Regions from separate parts of the Mus musculus genome. Here region 2 is linked to region 1. A link is a loop called in an ENCODE intact Hi-C map of the cell type or tissue named here. Cell type or tissue: heart. All regions are shown on one strand.

The links. Hi-C counts contacts between places; a loop is a spot of excess contacts. Peaks named below come from ENCODE experiments on the same cell type or tissue, not always from the same donor. Only the 100,000 strongest peaks of a DNase experiment are listed, where the experiment ranks them.
Region 2: it touches region 1 in a loop (2.2-fold over the local background); 3 of 42 quality-filtered maps call a loop at or near these places.

What each region holds. Positions count from the first base shown.
Region 1 is chr3:135,692,167-135,694,666 of GRCm38, forward strand. No RefSeq gene overlaps it. Among named protein-coding and RNA genes, the nearest start is that of Nfkb1, 1.9 kb to the left of the region's middle. In heart, a CTCF peak has its summit at 1,066; a DNase peak (open chromatin) is centred at 1,035; H3K4me3 peaks cover 510 bases; H3K27ac peaks cover 1,612 bases.
Region 2 is chr3:135,644,234-135,646,733 of GRCm38, forward strand. The region is part of intron 6 of Nfkb1 (nuclear factor of kappa light polypeptide gene enhancer in B cells 1, p105); the gene reads right to left. Among named protein-coding and RNA genes, the nearest start is that of Gm46827, 37 kb to the left of the region's middle. In heart, a CTCF peak has its summit at 947 (motif pointing left); no DNase peak of the experiment used is centred here.

The DNA of each region.
Region 1 (2,500 bases):
TTTTAGAGTTCGGGGGTCTCACTACTGAGTTCAAGTGGAAATACAACTTTGAAAGGCCAGGGATCAATCAGGTAGTGAGCATGCAGTTTTATTTTGGTACTTAACCCTCCGCTCAGCGTTCCACTTATGAAGTTATAAAAAACCCTCTCAGTGGGATGTTGTTGAGGGAAACACAGGTGCCCCCCCCCACACTGTATATTAGAGAGTCTTTAAGTGACCTTAAAGAGCCCTGTAATCAACCTTAAAGCTATATCATTAAATTGTAGAGACCGTTTTGCCATCTAGAGTTCAGAGGCTTCCTATAGATGGAAGACAACGATGGTTGTTATTATTTATGGGACATTAGAAATTGTAACCTACGGGCCTGGGAAATGACTCAACAGAGTGGTCGTTGGGATCTTTAGCATTCCTGCAGGTGGGGGTATCTGTAACCTCAGCGGACAGTTGGACCTGGAACTCATTGGATAACTAACAAAGCCAAGCGCTGAGTGACAGAAAGTGACAAACACAGACCTCTGTGAGAGAGAGTGGGGGTGGGGGGGACAGAGGGAGGGGGAGGGGGAGAGGGCAAGAACTGTGTCCTTGTTACTATTTAGCACATTGCTATATAGTATATAAAATGATTCTTTTCCCTGATGATATAAATACAAAGCCTGAAAGCTCTGGTGAAACAACAAAGTATAAAGTGTTTGTCTTTCCTCTGAGGACTAGGTGGGATGGGGAAAACTCTACAGTCTGCAAGGTGGGGCAGTCCCATTGTCAAAGGCACATAAATAAGACTGTTACAAAGGTAGAGGCAATGGGATATACTACTAGAACACAAGTTGAAGACTGTTCATCAGCAAGAAGTATCTAGTTAAACTTCAAGCTCCAAATGATCCCATGGGATATACCTAAAACAGAAGCCTGTGTGGGAAGCAGGTAGACTAGGCTCCTATGTCTGTGGCAACAGAAACCAATGTCAGGGATTTGTTCCTTCACAGTCCTTGCTGCAAGAGGTCTGACATTCAGATGTGGTTGCCAAGGCCACACTCCACAGAAATCCTTTGCCTGGCCCCTGCCTCTGGTGGCTGCGGCAATGCCTGCCCTCTTAGGCTTGGCTGCAGCATTTCAGTCGTGCTTCATTATCGTGTCAACCCCTTCCCTGTGCTTCCTCTCATCTGGATCCAAAGAGACCTGCCTTTCTTTTATTTAAAAGATTTATTTTAAATTCTCTCTCTCACTCTGTGTGTGTGTGTGTGTGTGTGTGTGTGTGTGTGTGTGTGTGTGTGTGTCTGAGTGTTACAGGTGCCTGTGCTACACAGGCACCTGTGTCTAAGCGTTGCAGGTACCTGTGTAGCACAGATCTCTGTGTGGCGCAGTTGTCTGTGTGGCACAGGTGTCTGTGTGGTAAAGGTGTCTGTGTGGCGCAGGTGTCTGTGTGGTAAAGGTGTCTGTGTGGCACAGGTGTCTGTGTGGCACAGGTGTCTGTGTGGCACAGGTGTCTGTGTGGTGAAGGTGTCTGTATGGTGCAGGTGTCTGTGTGGCACAGGTATCTGTATGGTGAAGATGTCTGTGTGGTGCAGGTGTCTGTGTGGTGCAGGTGTCTATGTGGCGCAGGTGTCTATGTGGCACAGGTTTCTATGTGGCACAGGTTTCTATGTGGCACAGGTGTCTGTGTGGCACAGGTGTCTATGTGGCACAGGTTTCTATGTGGCACAGGTGTCTGTGTGGCACAGGTGTCTGTGTGGCACAGGTGTCTATGTGGCACAGGTGTCTGTGTGGCACAGGTATCTGTGTGATCCAGACAAATCATCAGCTCACCTGGAGCTAGCATTGCAGGTGGGTGTGAGACACCCAGCATGGGTGCTGGTAACCCAGTGTGAGTCCTCAAGCAAAAGTAATAGGTCTTCTTACCTTCTGAGCCATCCCAGCCCATACTCTTGTCTCTTGTTAAGAAACTAGCCATTCTGACCACCTCTTAGCTCAGGGAGGTCTGCAAAGGCTCATTTCTGAATGCAATAGTGTCCATAGGCATCATTGGTTAGAACATGAGGGCTGCAGTCCACTGCCATGGAACAACCAAACCAGTTACATCCTTCTGGTACCCCTGCTTTAATATTCAAAAGTTTTCTGTTTTCAACCCCTGCTTTCAGGGGGGTATTTCTAAGAATTTCATCCACTCTAAGGTGTCAAATAGTATTTGTCATAATCAGGCAACAAAGAAAACATGCTTATACGTGGAAATTCCATCACCAATACTGTGAAGGCAGATTGAACTTGTTGCTAAAGTATGTGAAATCAGACGCACTTCCCTTATCATGAAACTCCGCATTGGTAACAGTGTGGAGAGTGAGATCAGAGGTTGAAATCCATATAGTGCATAAATGGGAAGAAGTTATACAGTTTGAAGAGGAGTCACAAACTAGACCGTACTCTGAGCACTGAAAGCGCTAAAACGCATGCTGAAAAGGAGACAGGAGTGTTCTATTTTATTCCTAGAAAGAATACAACTTGGTTT
Region 2 (2,500 bases), 48 kb before region 1:
ACATTGAAAAACACATCATTAAACATATAAGAAGCAAATGGCACAATAAAGAGTCAAAATAAAGCTATGATAAAAAAAAATTCAGCATCCAGGGAGGCTCATGAGTAAAAGCATTGTTATATATGCCTATCACAGCAACTTGAGTTTGAGACCCTGGGACCCAGGTAAAAAGCCCTATTAGGTGATGCACATCTATAATCCCAACACCCCATAGAGAGATGGGAGGCAGAGACAGGAGAACCAGCTGGGAGCTCCAGGGCCATCAAGTCTGGAGGATGCATCACAGTGGGGAACAAGAGAGACAGGCAGAAAGTGAGAACTGACCTTAGAAAGCTGCGTCTGACCTCCACATGCATAGAGTAACATTTATGAAAGGAAAATGTTTATAGGAATGACCATGGTCAGTGGATAGTCTCATATCCATTAGTACATAGGCAGAAAGAAAGGAATGAATGAATTAAGGAAGGAAGGAAGGAAGGGAGGAAGGAAGGAAGGGAGGGAGGAAGGAAGGAAGAAACTGAGAGGAGGTAGGAGGTAGACCTCAGAAGAGCTAAAAAGAACAGTGGGAAGTGAATATGGTGAAAATCTAGTTTATGACTCTTCAAAGAATAAACACACTACATTAAGAAAGGGTTAGACACAGTGGCACATGCATTTAATCTCAGCACTTGGGAGGCAGAGGCAGGCCAACCTCTGTGAGTCCCATTCCAGACTTGTCTATACAGTGGGTTCCTGGCCAGCTAGGGGGCTTCATGGTAAAACCTAGTTTCAACAAAACAAAACAAAACAAAACAGTCACAGATTATAATTTTAAAATGGTATCTCTGGGCTGGAGAAATGGCTCTGTGGTTAAAAACACTTTCTGCTCTTCTAGCAAATCCCCATGGCTGCTCAAAACCAACTGCAACGCCAGTTTCAGGGATTCCAACGCCCTCTTCTGGCCCCCGTGGGCACTGCATACATATGGTGCACATACATACATGTATGCAAAAACACTCAGACACATAAAATAAAAATGAATAAGTATTTTTAAAAAGCTATCTCAATAACAAAACATCCCAAAGTGACAAAGACCCCAGGATAAGGGAGAAGTTACTATCATGCAGGGTTACTAAGGTTGGCCTGTGATAGAAGACAGATGGAGCTTAGAGAAGACAGCATGCCCCAAGCAGCCATGGAAAGCACACAGCCTTTACAGAGTAGATGGGTAGGAAATTCAACATCAGAACTCTTCCCTGGAGCAGACATTGCTCTTTCAACACTAATTCAATTAGTACTCCCAACAACACTATGAGACATGGAGTTGTTCTTATGCTAGTTGGATAGGGGCACAGAGAAGGTGGTCAGTTAGCTCAAGGTTACACAGTTACTCAGGGGACAGAGCTGGACTTGAATCTGGATTTGCCAGCTCTGGAGTTTGCTGTTAATCTGAGCAAATTTCAGACTCAGTAAGTGAAAAAAGTAAGCAGCAGATGGTTCATAGATTAGTAGACTACATCCGTGCTCACAAGCGCTACACTAATGCTTACTTACACGAGGAAGCGTGAGTGGAAGTGTGCCAGCAGGTATAAACACACATGGTAAACACACGGCAGGCACGGTTGGGAGTGCACTTGAGAAGCCCCTAACAGCTCTCCTCTCCAGGGAACAAAGGAATCTTGGACAGAAGGGGACTTACTACCTATAACTTTGTGTTTCTTGAAATTTTATTAAATGCAAGTGATATCTGTAAATAAACAAAAAACTTTTTGGTTTATTTTAAAAACAAAAGTTTCATATATTAGGAGTAGCATGGAACAGTCATTCTCAAGAGAGGAACCCGGGTTTACCAACTGTTAGGAATGAGAGTTCAGAAACTGTAGGCTGGTCACGGGATGGACGAATGAGCTAATCCTTGTGATCTTGGAGCATCCGCGTGTCACTAGCGCATAGCTCTTTGCTCAGTGAATCCTAACCTCAGTTCATTCCCCATGTTCCTAGTCAGTGACTAATCCCACTTGTAGAACCAGCGGCAGAGTATGCGACTGACGGACACAGGGCTCAACCCTATCCCCTGTCTCACTGCTGCAGGGGCAGGCAGTGGAACAACTCAGAGTACCAAAGGCCTAGGAACTGCCAGTTGGGTGTCTCATAAGCTTTGATGTCAGCTTTGGGAATGCAGGTCTTCTCACAGTGAGCCTGCTGCTGCTGAGTGGCCTCTAAGGTAGAAGTCGAGATGCTAAAAAGCCCAATGGGAGTTTTTCTACGGATTTGGCAAATTTGTTTGTTTGTTTGGGTTTCTTTTTTCTACTTCTTCCCTTAGAATTTTCAGTTTTTAAAATAAATAAATGTCTATTTTGCTTAAACCTTTTTAGTTTCTTTAAGTGTTATTTTGCAATTGGACAGTTAAAATAGGTTTAGAAACTAAGGCAGAAAAGCCAGTTTCAACCCAGAATAGATTGGTGCTATGTCTAAGAGCTACACTACAGTGTACAGCCAGGTCTGGGATGTGGCTGTCCTG